Regions from separate parts of the Homo sapiens genome. Here region 2 is linked to region 1. A link is a loop called in an ENCODE intact Hi-C map of the cell type or tissue named here. Cell type or tissue: left ventricle myocardium inferior. All regions are shown on one strand.

Region 1 (8,000 bases):
CCTTGGGCAAATTAGTTAAAATTTTTAAACCTCAGTTTCTTTTCCTGTTAAATGGGGATCATAACTACATTAAAGGAAGGTTAACTGAGATAGTTCATATGAATTTTTGAGCATGCTGCCTGTGACACGTCAAATATGAGGTCCTATTATTTTCACAAATAATAGTTTTCTTTTCTGAAACAGTTTCCTAAGGATCACAGTGTTTCTTGCTAAAGCCCATACACAAGGCTCAAAAAAAGGAGGACCAGTGAAAACTGTGTTTGTTAACAGGCTCCTTGTAAGTATGTGTGGCCGAGACTAAGTTCTGACCAGTAAGATGTAAAACATAGTACTTCTGGGAAATCTGATAAGGGACAGATGATCCTTCGTTCTGTCCTTCACCCATCCTACCCTCTGAAACACAAATTTAATAGTGGAGCTCCAGTAGCCATACTGAACCATGGTGATTGTTGAGGAAAAGAGTCAAACTCTGTAAAATATTTGAAGAGATTTATTCTGAGCCAAGCATGAGTGGCCAATGGCTTGTGACACAGCCCTCAAGAGATCCTGAGAATGTCTACCCAAGGTGGACTTGGTTTTATACATTTTAGAGAGGGCTAAGACACCAAAAACACATGCAAGATATATGTTAGTTCAGTCTGGAAAGGCGAGACAACTGGAAGCAGGGGTGGGGGCGGTTCTAGGTCATAGGGAGATTCAAAGATTTTCTGTTTGGCAATTGGTTATTATCTAAAGATCTGGAATCAATAGAAAGGAATGTCTGGGTTATGATAACGATTGTGGAGACCAAGGTTTTATCATGCAGATGAAGCCTCCAGGTAGCAGGCTTCAGAGAGAATAGACTGTAAATATTTCTTATCAGACTCAAAGGCTCTGTTCTATCAGTCTTAAGGTCTCTGTGTTGGTGTTAATGCTGGTCAGCTGCAAGGCATATCCAACCCCCCACTTTCCATCATGGCCTGAACTAGCTTTTTTAGGTTAACTTTGGAATGTCCTTGGCTGAGAGGAGGGGTCCATTCAGACGGTTGAGGGGTTTAGAATTTTATTTTTGGTTTACAAAATGAAGGATGGCTGAGCAAAAAGTTGGAAGGAGCGGCTAGGTGTGGTGGCTCACACCTGTAATCCCAGCACTTTGGGAGGCCAAGGCAGGCGGATCATGAGGTCAGGAGAGGGAGACCGTCCTGGCTAACATGATGAAACCTCGTCTCTACTAAAAATATACAAAAAGTTAGCTGGGCGTGGTGGCAGGCACCTGTAGTCCCAGCTACTCGGGAGGCTGAGGTAGGAGAATGGCGTGAACCCGGGAGGCAGAGGTTGCAGTCAGCAGAGATCACACCACTGCACTCCAGCCTGGGTGACAGAGCAAGACTCCATCTCAAAAAAAAAAAAAAAAAAAAAAAGTTGGAAGGAGATGGGGGCTCTTGCAACATGATGAACTCCCTGGTCAACCCTAGACTGCCTACCTCTCAACTTCTTTATGTGAGAGAATACACTTTTTTTTTTTTTTTTGAGATGGAGTCTTGCTCTGTTGCCCAGGCTGGAGTGCAGTGGCACAATCTTGGCTCCCTGCAACCTCTGCCTCCCAGGTTCAAGTGACTCTCCTGCCTCCACCTCCCAAGTAGCTGGAATTACAGGCACGCACCACCACGCTACCACACCTAATTTTTTGTATTTTTAATAGAGACGGGGTTTCATCACGTTGGCCAGGCTGGTGTTGAACTCCTGACCTCAGGTGATCCACCTGCTTTGGCCTCTCAAAGTGTCGGAATTACAGGCGTAAGCCACCATGCCTGGTGAGAATACAGTCTTGTATGTTAAAACGTATATGGGTTTTCCACTACAATACAGTCAAATCAAATCCCACTGGAAACAGTGAAGTTTCCACACTGCAGAGGAAAGACAGTCTCTCTAAAAGTAAAATCAGAAACCACCATTATATGTAGGGATTTTCCCTATTTGGTGAATAATGATATATCTATCATTCACCTTTAATACAGCCAGAATACAATTCCCAATTTAAGTGAAATGTACAGTTGGAACTTACCAAGCTGGGATTTGAACCCATGTTTCTGTCTGACCCCAAAGCCCAATGAGCAATATCTTTTTCCCCACCTCTCTGCTTTTCATACATCATCTCCTTTTTTCCATTCTGCTTTCTGCCTACCATCTTTTCCTTTTTATGTTCTTCCCACTCCCCTCACACCTTATATCATACTTTATTTTAGGAAAACATTTCATTATGTATTGAATGAGGCTGACGGTAACAGCCACTCACAGTGCTTGGCCTCACCAGTTTCAACACTGCAAAGTTTCAAGTGGAAAGACTGCTACTGATCCCAGACAGCATGCTCTACATACTGCGTCCAATTCTCATCGCTAATCTGTTGGAAGGATGGCCATGGGTGGAGAATAGGTCCTATTTGTATCCCACAAGGGGCTCTATTTCAGAGTCAAATGGAATGTGTATATTGTTTACACATGTTTTTTACATCTGCCAAGTACTTAGGGGAAAAGTCTCAATTAAGACCTCCATCAAAGCCACACAGCTAGGGCACTGACTGAATATAGCACTTCTAAGGAGCAATCCCTTGGTGTGAGTTTTGGCTCTGCTCTGGGCCCACTGTGTGACCTTGGACAGGTTTCCTTAGTGCTTTGCTTTATTCACATAAAGGAAATTACTCAGGTCACAGCTGAATTGTGAAAAATAGATTCTACTTTAAAATGAAGAGAAGAGCATGCAAAGTCCAAGCATGCCATTTCTATTTGTGACACACATATCAATTATGTCAGGAAAATGGATCACTTTCCCACAGGAAATGCTACCTAGTTCAAGCCAGCAATGAAGCTGACCTAGTACATTTGGATCACTTTATGTCACAGTTTTTGAATAGCCTGCAATTATTTATGTAAGTATCTATCACATATTAATAAATGCTGTCTAGAGTAGAGTATGTCGAGAATGCAGGCATGAAAAAAGAAAAATATGGAAAAATAGATCCTTTTCACATTGGCTACTAGCAAAGCAAATTTTGAACAATATTGATTCCCTAATGCTAAGTTTCATTAAGGAAATTCACTCAAGCTTTACAGTGCTGGGCCAACTAACAACTCAAAAACTGAAAGGAATGCAAATACACAAACTCGAATCTCATTTTTAAAAACATCTACCCTTTCACTGCTTCAGGGCATAGTCAGAGTCAGGAAATATGGGCTAGTTGGAGCCAAGTGGTATTTTAGTGAAGCCAAACAAAATACATTTCTTTCTTTACACAATTCTTTCTTTTTTCTTTTTTTAAAAAAACTTCTATTATTTTAAGAAAAGAAAAAGCCATCACTATTTATGAAGAAATACCAACCTCAGGCTCAACAAATCTAAGTTAAAGAAGTTTGAAATCGTTTCCAGTTACTATTTTGCCACTAAGGAATACATATTAAAAGGCTATATAAACAAAATAAAACAAAAAGTGCTTGTAACTATGCTACAGAACGCTACAGAAAGACAGAACATCCGATCTTCCATTTTTCTTTCTGTAAAGAGTTATGTAAACAGTGAAAGGACAATAATTGATAAGCCAGAAGCACTATGTATTGTATCTGCTGTAAATTCTGGTGTCTTAGCCTACAAAGTCTTGGAAGTGCTCAAAAAAAGGCTCATTGTAATCTACTTTCATTTTTTAAAGATTGTATTTACTTACCCATTCTCTTCCTTCCAAATTATAACTCTCTTCTCAGCTCCTGGCTCCTTCCCCCAAGATTCCCCCAGTTATAAGGAATAAACATGCTATTATTTTCTTTATGTCTTAGACAGACTCTTTGTCACAAATAGTGGAGATGAAAAGGGCTGAATGATACAGTTTATCCTCAGTAAAAAAATCGTCATGCTAACTTGGTTCTTTTGAAGGAATCAGTAGTCCCAATTATTTCATGACATCTGTATCAGTCACAAAAAAGCTTATAGAAAAGTATTACGTTTAACTGCTATGACTGCAGCTCTAAAGGTGCTAGGAGAGGAAACAGGGATTTGTGGTACTTGGGCCAGAGTCCCAAAAACAGTCGGTTAGTAGATGTGGACAAGCACAATATAAGTACAACACTTTGATGTAAAATGTTAGCTAAGGGAGTGGTATTTTATATGTTGGGAGTGACAGTATTTAGGCGTTCAACCTGTAAGAGGGGAGCCAGTGTTATGTTGGAGATGGCTTGTACCAGCTTGTGAGAGCGGACTGTAATTTTAAGGAATTCTGTGAGCAGGTTGATGTGATGCTGACAGCATGTAATTGACCATGTTGGGAGAATTTACACCATCAAAACTGGCAAGTGCTACAAATCAGCCCTCCTCTCCACCTGCCACAGAGAGCTGATTGTTCAACATTTCCCAACTTACAGCTGTGGAAGAGTGGGAATAAAGTTATCCAAATTACCACATTTTAGGTGGAGTAGAAGTGCATTACCATGAAATGTTGAAATCATATATTCATATATATATATTTTAAGATGGAGGTCATATATATATATATTTAAATCCATGCAGGTCATAAAGACAACTGTTAAAAAAGAAAAGGCAAAGACCATCTCTGTACTTAGGCAATTCCTTCAAGATTCCATGAGTCTACTGTTTTACTCAGAAATTTATTCATAAAACCGATCTCTGCTCTATTTTCTCATTCAAAAAGGTACACAACCCCTAGACAGTTTATTTTTGCCATCTGCCTTCTATGTACACTTACGCATTAATTCTTTCTAACATATTTTTACCTTTTAAAATAGACAAGAAGTCCTTAAAAACCATGTGCTATCTATCATTTTATAGTTTAATTCCATCAACAGCTAGATTGCTGCATAACTTAAGGTAATTAAACCAGATACCCACCACAAGAGGTATCAGTTGTTTCTAAGCAATTAAAAATGTGTCACAAAAGTAACAAATGTGGTGGTCAAGTAGACAACATATTTTTCAAAATGTAGCACTTATCTTGCTAAGAGACTTTTGAAATTATAATAAGTTGTGGCCTCCAAATATTAAGTTGCACTTTACTCACTGAGATAAATAGGACTTGACCCAGTAAATAGTTGCCATCAGTTTCATGCAAGATTGAAACCAGGGTCTGGGTCATTACTGAAACAACTGTAGCCACACAGGCTATTAGGGTCTGGTAAAATGAGAATTCTCAAATAGGCTCAGCCTGTGGTACTTTCTACCCTACAAATATTTGTTCTGTTCTAAAATCTGTCCTCATAACCATAACTGCTATTTGCTGTGGTTCTCAAAGATGAGTATTTGGACCATTCTGATACTTAAACTCCCAATCTGACACCCAAAGTCAAAACCTCTAGAGTTACAAAGCTTGGACATAGCAATGGAAGCCAATTTAGCTGGGAGATATTGTAACACATGATTTCTGTAAGGAAAAACACAACAAACTATGGGAAAGATATTTCACTTTAAATAAGAAGATGGTTCCCATTGTATATTTTTATTTTTTAAAATCTCATGACATTTATGATATGTCACTTATAAAGTTCAAAGTTTCTTCGCATCTTGATTTAGGCCCAAAGAGAATAATCTGGGGGAAAAAACCCTGGGTTAATATTGTTTGAGAGTCTAAAGCAAAGAGGCAGGGGGAAATAGTCCGTATTTAACATCTTAAAGGAAATTTTAAAAAAAGAGACTTTTTTTTCTAAAAATTAAATCAAATAATCCCATTATGTAAACTTGAGAAATAACAACTTTCACGGTTTTGTTTTCTCATTATCCAAGTCATCTTGTAGCATTCTCTCAGTTTGACTCTCTGCAGTACAGCATCCACTGATTTCATGTAATTCATATGTGTCTCTTGAAATTCACTCATTATTTCTTCACAGGAACCAGAAATACCCACCTGGTGCTTTCCTGTCTCTGTGCCTTTCCTTTGGGTGTTTTCCCCACCCCATTCCTATTTTCTCTCTCCTCCAAAATCTCTTTTAACCAAACTTCAACCCATCATTTAAGGCTCACCTCAAACACTGCTGTTACTATGAAAACTTTCCAGGTATCTCATGCCATAAATAAGTCATTCTACAGTGGACCCTTGCATAGCACATACCAGTGCTAAGGCACACATCCTTTTTTTTTTTTATCTTTTTTTTTTATTATACTTTAAGTTTTAGGGTACATGTGCACAACGTGCAGGTTTGTTACATATGTGTACAGGCACGCATTCTTTTATAATTCAAAGAAGAGGCATTTAGGGTAAAAGAGCAATGTCTAGGAAAGGGATGGTTAGTGGCTTTACCCAGGAAGTACATGATTTTGTGCCAATGTGTCGATCTGATTTCAGTTCCAGTTCTAAATTACTTGGCTTTCAAGGATGTTTCTAAAACCCTAGTTTCATGATCATGGCTGACGGAGAATACAACCACCAGAGCAGAATTCCACTGATACAGCAAGAGAACAAATCCACTCAGACACCACAGTATCAGAGCATGCATCATACAGAAACAGAGAACATTCCATGTCATTATACAGGTGTAAGGCAGGAGCAAACAGCCCAGGTCAGACTACCCTGCAGTGATCAAGAACAACATGGACAGCAAAGAACTGTAACACCAAAAAGAAACCCTGCTGTGAAAATGCCATTCTCTCAGACCACCATGGTTAAGGGAGACCAGCCGTTCCTTAAGAGGAGGAATAGGATGCTGACATGAATCCTACAGTATATCCCTTATAAGTCATCATGCATTTCCTATAAGAGTAAAGATTCATCAATTAACAAATCTGTATTATTTTCATGAAATGCCAAACTGATGAGATTTTTTGGTTACTATTCTATATAGATCCCTACTTCTACCTCTAAATTTCAGTAAATTATGAATGATAATAATACCTACCTTATAAATTATCAGGAGGCTCCCACAGCATCCTGCCAAGCCCTTGCTATCTTCATGATAATTGCTGAAGATATCCCTTCACCCTCCTTACTGGTGAGAGGCAGGAGAAGAGCACAGACTCTGGAGCTGGACTGCCTGGGTGCAAATCCAATTCCACCACTTACGAATTGTGGGACCTTGGTCAATTCACGTAATCATGCTGTGCCTCAGTTTCCTCTTCTATATAATGTGGATAAAAATAGCACCCATCTCCAGGCTGCTGTGAGCACTAAATGAACTAGTGTCTGGCCCAGGGGCAATGCTACATACTCCAGAATACTACACTAAGTGGTAAATTTTTATCATTGTTAGCACAATGGTACACACCTCAGAAGTGTTGCTGAATGACTAAATAAGTGAAAACACGAAAGGAAGATGTTACACTAGAGAAGAGGAGATGGAGGCAAATTTTAGCCTGAGAACATTTCTGTTAAGAACCATTTCCTTTCATGCAGATGAGGATATGGACATCCTGTTTCATATCAACTCTAGAAATCAGTCATCACTGTGGGAAAATAACTTCATAATAGTTAATAGCTTTGATGTTGCATTACACGAAAAATGTTTTCTCCCTTCAAATGTTCTAGAAGCACAGCAACTCATTTTTAAAAGGGTCAAGGCAGGCAGGGTGGCACGTGCCTATAGTTCCAGCTACTTGGGAGGCTGAAGTGGGAGGACTGCTTGAGCCCAGGAGTTCTGGACTACAGTGTGCTATGCCAATCAGGTGTCCACACTAAGTTCCCCAACAATATGGTGAACTCCGAGGAGTTGGAGATCACCAGGTTGCCTAAGGTAGGAGGAACCAGCCCAGGTTAGAAATGGCACAGGTTGAAACTCCCATGCTGATCAGTAGTGGGATCATATCTGTGAACAGCCACTGTACTCCAGCCTGGGCAACATAGCAAGATCCTGTCTCTTAAAATAAATATTATTAAATTCAATTAAAAGGGGCTAAAATTCCAGGGTTGACAGAAAACCTATTAGCTGCCTATTCATAAGACAGGAGACAGGACTCCTAACATGCAGCCCAAAGCAGAGTAGCCAAACAGAGACCGAGCACCAGCCTCCCTGAATGCTCCTTTAAGTTATTTTAA
Region 2 (8,000 bases), 200 kb before region 1:
TAATTCTACATCATTTTCTCCTTCCTTTCAAATCCCAAATCCTCAAATGAGTGGTCATTACCCACTTAGAATCTATTTCCCCACCATTTGATCTCTTTGGAAACCCTCTATAATCCAGCTTCTATTTCCACAGTCCGTTGAAATACACTTAATATTATTAATGTCCTTGACCCCCTTCTAATTTTTCTTAACTACTATTCAGAAGCTGATGTTGTCACCTCCTTCTTAAAATTACTCCTTTCTGGTCATTACTGTCTAGCCTCATTCCCCTAGTTCTCTCACACTTCCTTTTCTGGCTCTTCTTCCATTGCTGTTCCTCCTTTTCCAGATATCCCTTAAAGGCCTGGGGGAACTCTCTCCCTTCAGTTCTCAGCCAAGTGCTCATCTACTCTCAAAGTTTCATTTCTCACCTTGATGCTTATGGCTCCTGAGTTTGTGTTCCCTGCTGTGTTCTCTCTCACTTGGATGCCTTTCTTTTGTGTCCAATTACCTCCATGACTTTTCCCTCTAATTACTGTCCAAAACTACAGGTCTAAGACTGCTCTTTCCTCCCCACTTTTTTAATTTCACCTTCAGCCTCACCAGTATTCTAAGTTCAATATCTTGGGTTCATCTTGGTTTTTCTCTCTGTTCTTCAAATTCTACTCCAGTCATGATATGGTTTGGCTCTGTGTCCCCACCCAAATCTCATCTTGAATTGTACTCCCATAATTTTCACGTATTCTGGGAGGGAGCTGGTGGGAGATGATTTGAGTCATGGGAGCAGTTTCCCCATACTGTTCTCATGGTAGTGAATAAGTCTCACAAGATCTGATGGGTTTATCAGGGATTTCTACTTTTGCATCTTCCTCATTTTCCTCCTGCCGCCACCATGTAAGAAGTGTCTTTAGCCTCCCACCATGATTCTGAGGCCTCCCCAGCCATGTGGAACAGTAAGTCTAATTAAACCCCTTTTTCTTCCCAGTCCCGGGTATGTCTTTAATCCACAGTGTGAAAACAGACTAATACAGTAAACTGGTACCTAGAGTGAGTTGTTGCCAAAAAGATACCCGAAATGTGGAAGCAACTTTGGAGCTGGGTAACAGGCAGAGGCTGGAACAGTTTGGAGGGCTCAGAAAGACAGGAAAATTGGTAAAGTTTGGAACCTCCTAGAGATTTGTTGAATGACTATTACAAAAATGCTGATAGTGATATGAACAATAAGGTCCAGGCTGAGTTGGTCTCAGATGGAGTTGAAGAAGTTTTGGGAACTGGAGCAAAGGTGATCCTTGTTATGTTTTAGCAAAGAGACTCGTGGCATTTTGCCCTGCCCTACAGATTTGTGGAATTTTGAACTTGAAAGAGATGATTTAGGGTATTGGGCAAAGAAATTTCTAAACAGCAAAGCATTCAAAAGGTGACTTGGGTGCTGTTAAAAACATTCCATTTTAAAATGGAAACGGAGCATAAAAGTTCAGAAAATTTGCAGCCTGATGATACAGTAGAAAAGAAAAATGCATTTTTTGAAAAGAAATTCAAGCAGACTGCAGAAATTTGTGTAAGTAACAAGGAGTCAAATGTTAATCCCCAAGACAAGGGAGAAATTGTCTCCAGGACATGTCATAAGTCTCCATGGCAGCCCCTCCCACCACAGACCCAGAAGTCTAAGAGGAAAAAATGGTTTTGGGCTGGGCCCAGGGTCCCCATGCTGTCTGCAGCCTAGAAACTTGGTTCCCTGTGTTCCAGCTGCTCCAGCTGTTGCTAAAAGGGGCCAAGGTACAGCTCGGCCTATGGTTTCAGACAGTGCAAGCCCCAAACCTTGGCAGCTTCCACATGGTGTTGAGCCTGCGGGTGTACAGAAGTCAAAAATTGAGGCTTGGGAACCTCCACCCAGATTTCAGATGACTGGAAACGTCTGGATGCCCAGATAGAAGTTTGCTGCAGGGGTGGAGCCCTCAGGGGAACCTCTGCTAGGGCAGCATGGAAGGGAAATGTGGGATCAGAGCCCCCCCACACACAGAGTTCCTACTGGGGCACCACCTAGTGGAGCTATGAGAAGAGGGCCACCATCCTCCAGACCCCAGAATGGTAGGTCCACCAACAACGTGCACTGTATGCCTGGAAAAGCTGCAGACACTCAACATCAGCCCGTGAAAGCAGCCAGGAGTGGGGCTTTACCCTGCAAAGCCACAGAGGTGGACTGCTCAAGACTATGAGAACCCACCTCTTGCATCAGTGTGACCTGGATGTGAGACCTGGAGTTAAAGGAGATCATTTTGGAGCTTTAAAATTTTACTGCCCTGCTGGATTTTGGACCTGCATGGGCCCTGTAACCCCTTTGTTTTGTTCAATTTCTCCCATTTAGAATGCCTGTATTTACCCAATACCTGTACCCCCATTTATCTAGGAAGTATCTTGCTTTTGATTTTACAGGCTCATAGGCAGAAGGGACGTGCCTTGTCTCAGATGAGACTTTGGACTGTGGACTTTTGGGTTAATGCCAAAATGAGTTAAGACTTTGGGGGACTGTTGGGAAGGCATGATTGGTTTTGAAATGTGAGAACATGAGATTTGAGGGGGCAGTGACAGAATGATATGGTTTGGCTCTGTGTCCCCACCCAAATCTCATCTTGAATTCCACTCCCATAATTCCCATGTATTGTGGGAGGGACCTGGTGGGAGATAATTTGAATCATGGCGGTGGTTTCTCCCATAATGTTCCTGTGGTAGTAAATAAGTCTCACGAGATCTGATGGTTTTATCAGGGGTTTCTGCTTTTGCATCTTCCTCATTTTTCTCTTTCTGCTGCCATTTAAGAAGTCCTTTTCACCTCCTGCCATGATTCTGAAGCCTCCCGAACCATGCGGAACTGCAAGTCCTATTAAACTCTTTTACTTCACAGTCCTGAATATGTCTTTATCAGCAACATGAAAAAACAGACTAATACAAGTCATTAGTTCCTGATACTACTTTTTCATAGAAATGTCTTACAGATCATCCTTTCTTTCTAGTCCTATGTCACTTTTTAAATGTAGGCTCTGGACGCCTAGATAATTGTATGGGTCTTTGTCTCTTTTTTTTTTGTCCCCAGTCTATCCAATATACAGATTTAAATGCAGAAAACGTTAATATAATACAGAATGACTCCATCTCGGGTTTGCTGTGATCAAACCCCGTCTCGGAAGACTATCCATCAAGTCCTTCCTTGTCACCAACCAAGCTTTATCTCCCACAAACCTCTTCTATATGCACTCTCTGTATTACTTATCATAGAATCACTCCTCAGATTTTGATCCTCCACATTTTGACTGAATTTATTTTATTTATTTTATTTTTTTTTCGAGACAGAGTCTCACTCTGTTACACAGGCTGGAATGCAGTAGCATGATCTTGGCTCACTGCAACCTCCACTTCCCGGGTTCAAGTGATTCTCCTGCCTCAGCATCCCTAGTAGCTGGGACTAGAGGCACCTGCCATGACACCAAGCTAATTTTTGTATTTTTAGTAGAGATGGGTTTCACCATGTTGGCCAGGCTGGTCTTGAACTCCTGACCTTAAGGGATCTGCCCACCTCGGCCTCCCAAAGTGCTGGGATTATAGGCATGAACCACCACACCCAGGCGGCTGAGTTTACTTTTACTTTTCCTCTGTATTTTTCTTTGTCTAATTTTATCACAACCCAACTTAAAGGCACTCCGTCTATTAAGCTTTTACTCAAACATCCAACAAAGATCTATTCTTTTTTAACAAGAATTCACACAGTATAACCCTCTAATGTAATGTATTAACCATTACAGTTTGCATGGATGCTACTCTCCTTTTCCTTTTATTGTTTTCTTTTTCCATTTTTACTTATTCTTTAAGTTCTAGTTCAAAGATCATCTTCTGTACAAGGTCTTCTCTCATCATCCCAGGCACTAGAGACCCCCAAATGTGCCTGGCATAGTTTTAGACATGTAATTGAAAAGATGTAAAAATCTTCCAATTGTTCTATTTTTTTTTTTAAGAATGACCTCAATGAAACTAATTGCCTTCTCAGACCCAAAGGGTACATACATAAATTAATAGGGAAAGATAATATTTTTCTAGGTTAAGCCATTGGTATTATTATTAGAAGCAATAAATAGAAATGAACTCCCAGAGCTATTCTGTTTTCAGTGGAATTAAGCAATAGCTTATCTCTATAGCCTGAGATACTATCACTATCATCTATGTAATAATCATTAATTTTGTGTTTATAACCATTTTTCTAATTACAAAAATAATGAATTGATACTGTAACAATGGATATAGTTCAATATACATTTGTCAAAACCATAGAATGTACAACACAAAGTGTAAACCTTAATGTAAGCTACAGACTTTAGTTAATAATGTATCAATATTTGCTCATTACTGTAACAACTATATGACACTAATACTAGTATTATTGATAATGGAATCTGGGGTGGGGGAAGTGAAGGGGAATATGGGAACTCTCTGTACTTTCCACTTAATTTTTCTGTAAACCTAAAACTGTTCAAAAGATAAAATATATTAAAAATAATAACATGTTTATAAAATTTGGGTGATCATGATATGCCAGTATAGGTTGATCAGTTGTAACAAACATGCAACTCTGTGGGCAGTGTTGATAATTGGGAGCCATGCCTGCGGGTGGGAGGAGGTGGTGGTGCATATGGAAGTCTGTGTACCCATCTGCTCAATTTTGCTGTAAAGCTAAAACTCCTCTTAAAATAATAAAGTCTAACAAACATTTTTAAGCAATGTACAAACCTAAAAAAATGTTTATTGTAGAAAATGCATAATGGTATACAAAAAAGCAAAAAGAAGAAAGTAAAAATTACCTTTAAGCCTACTTTCTCTATTACTGGATGATACCACATCCATTACTAATGTGTGACTTGTTATTTCTATATAATAATATCGTAACTATTTTCTCTGTCATTAAATGCTATCTTCCAACGAAATATTTAATAATCATATGCTTTAAACTTCTTTATCTTGATGTAAATAAAATTTCTAAGCTTTCCTTTGACTTGAACTTCTGCAGCCTGAATAAACTCATTTTGTTTTCGTTTTCCTTTTCCCCCAAGACAGGCTTCTCACTCTGCCGCTCAGGCTGCAGTGCAGTGGTGTGATCATAGCTCATTGCAACCTCGACTTCCTGGGCTCAAGTGATTCTCCGACCTCCACCTCCTGAGTAGCTGGGATCACAGGCATGTGCCACCATGCCCAGCTAATATTTTTATTTTTTGTAGAGATGAGGTCTCCCTGTATTGCCCGGGCTGGTCTCTAACTCCTGACCTTAAGCAATTCTCCTGCCTTAGTCTCCCAAAATGCTGAGATTACAGGTGTGAGCCACCATGGCAGGCCTAAACTCATTTCTTTTACTACTTTTGAAACCAACATCATTTTTTTCTTGGTACTTACTTCTGAGATCTTAATATTGCTTTCTCAGGATGCTTTAGAACAAGTAATGTACAATATCTTCTGACTTTCTATATCATAGTTTCTTCACACAGTTCTTCACATAGTTCTTCACACAGAATTCTTTTTCTTGTACTAGGGTTTCTCTTCTGAACACATTAGATTATTAGCCACGAATAGTTTTTTTGTTGTTGTTGTTTTGTTTGTTTGTTTGTTTTTGAGACGGAGTCTCACTTTGTTGCCCAGGCTGGAGTGCAATGGCACGATCTCGGCTCACTGCAACCTCCACTTCCTGGGTTCAAGCAATTCTCCTGCCTCAGCCTCCCGAGTAGCTGGGACTACAGTCGCATGCCACCACACCTGGCTAATTTTTGTATTTTTAGTAGAGACAAGGTTTCACCATATTGGTCAGGTGGTCTCGAACTCCTGACCTCAGGTGATCCCCCTGCCTCGGCCTCCCAAAGTGTTGGGATTGCAGGTGTGAGCCACTGCACCCAGCCAGGTGGTAAGTTCTTTTTTTTTTCTCCACAAACGGTTTTAAAATTTAAAGCAGCATGCATTCTGTTATATAGCACATTGATGATTAATAAGAACATATATCAAAGTATTCCCACAACTCTAAGATATTTTTCCACCTGATGCATAATTTCCATAACATATGATATGTTCCTGGCTTTACTACTTGGATTTATTTAAGCCAGATTCCTGGGGTTGGAGGCTGGCTAGAAATAGCACTATACAGATTCTGTCTGTAAGAACATCATACAGCATACCTGAAGAGATACACATGGATTGAAGTGGTCCAAGTGATGGGCCAAAAGTATCCATTAGTTCTGGCTTGTATTGTTACTGAGAAGTGTCAATCTAAAAGGAAAAAACTGAGGACAAATTAATAAAGAGTTTATTTAAGCCAAGTTTGAGCACTGCAACCCAGGAGCCTAGGGATTCAAGTTGCTCAAATATATGCTCTGGTTAGCAGCAGTTACAGCAATTACAAGTGGTTATATATATATATATATTTTTTAGAGACAAGGTCTGGCTCTGTGCCCAGACTGAAGTACAGTGGTGCAATCATAGCTCACTGCAGCCTTGACCTCATGGGCTCAAGTGATCCCTGTGCCTCAGCCTCCTGAGTAGTTAGGACAACAGGCACAAACATGCCACCATGCCCAGTCGGGAAAAAAATACCTTTAAACAGTCATGCCTGCACATGGATGCAGGAAGGGATTGAGGTGTGTGGCTGAAGTCCCATACTCCTGTCTCTCTGGGCCTGACGAATTGTGCACACCTCACAGAGCTCAGACTGCTCTGAGCTGTATTTCTTTTCTCAGAAGTCAGCAATTATTCTTGATATTGTTTACCTCTACGTAATGTGCCTTTTTTCTGGTTGCTTTTAATATTTTCTCTTTATCATCGACTTTTAGCAGTTTGATTATAAGATGATGCAGTTTTGTGTTCATCTTGCTTCATATTCATCAATTTTATTACATTATATTTTTCATTCAATTTGGAAAATATTGGACCAATATTTCTTTAAATGTTTCTCTGCTCCAATCTGTTCCTTCTCCTTCCTCCTGATTATCTATCTATCATATATATATATATATATATATATATATATATATAGAGAGAGAGAGAGAGAGAGAGAGAGAGAGAGAGAGAGACTTCATATGTTTCATGGGTCGCTGAGGCTTCATTCACTTTTTTTTCAATCTTTCCCTTCTCTGCTTCAGTTTTCCATAGTTCTTGTGGCCTGTCTTCAAGTTTTTGCTTCAGTAATGGTAAACCTATCTTGTGATATTTTCATTTTATATGCCATATTTTTCAGTATTATAATTTCTATTTGCTTCTTTTTTTAAAGATTTCATTTCTCTGTTGAAATACTCTGTTTTCTCAATATGTTCATGTTTTTCTTTAAATATTTGAATATCTTGAGGTTCCAAGATGGCCGAATAGGAACAGCTCCAGTCTGCAGCTCCCAGCATGAGCGACACAGAAGACAAGTGATTTCTGCATTTCCAACTGAGGTACTGGGTTCATCTCACTGGGGCTTGTCAGACAGTGGGTGCAGCCCACGGAGCAGGGCGGGACATCGCCTCACCTGAGAAGCACAAGGGGTTAGGGAATTCCCTTTCCTAGCAAAGGGAAGCCGTGACAGATGGTACCTGGAAAATTGGGACACTCTCACCCGAATACTGCACTTTTCCAATGGCCTTAGCACACCAGGAGATTATATCCCGTGCATGGCTTGGAGGGTCCCACACCCACAGAGCCTCACTCATTGCTAGCACAGCAGTCTGAGATAAAACTGCAAGGCAGCAGCAAGGCTGGGGGAGGGGTGTCCACCATTGCTGAGGCTTGAGTAGGTAAACAAAAGCTGCCAGGAAGCTCGAACTGGGTGGAGCCCACCACAGCTCAAGGAGACCTGCCTGCCTCTGTGGACTCCACCTCTGGGGGCAGGGCATAGCTGAACAAAAGGCAGCAGAAACTTCTGCAGACTTAAACGTCCCTGTCTGATACCTTTGAAGAGAGTAGTGGTTCTCCCAGCATGGAGTCTGAGATCTGAGAACGGACAGACTGCCTCCTCAAGT

What was found. Peaks named below come from ENCODE experiments on the same cell type or tissue, not always from the same donor. Only the 100,000 strongest peaks of a DNase experiment are listed, where the experiment ranks them.
Region 2: it touches region 1 in a loop (3-fold over the local background); 68 of 110 quality-filtered maps call a loop at or near these places.

The regions. Positions count from the first base shown.
Region 1 is chr2:196,281,885-196,289,884 of GRCh38, forward strand. The region is part of intron 14 of HECW2 (HECT, C2 and WW domain containing E3 ubiquitin protein ligase 2); the gene reads right to left. It also overlaps the pseudogene RN7SL820P. Among named protein-coding and RNA genes, the nearest start is that of HECW2-AS1, 26 kb to the left of the region's middle. In left ventricle myocardium inferior, no CTCF peak of the experiment used is centred here; no DNase peak of the experiment used is centred here; H3K27ac peaks cover 3,057 bases.
Region 2 is chr2:196,081,857-196,089,856 of GRCh38, forward strand. No RefSeq gene overlaps it. Among named protein-coding and RNA genes, the nearest start is that of DNAH7, 17 kb to the left of the region's middle. RefSeq lists an enhancer at 5,414-5,493. In left ventricle myocardium inferior, no CTCF peak of the experiment used is centred here; no DNase peak of the experiment used is centred here.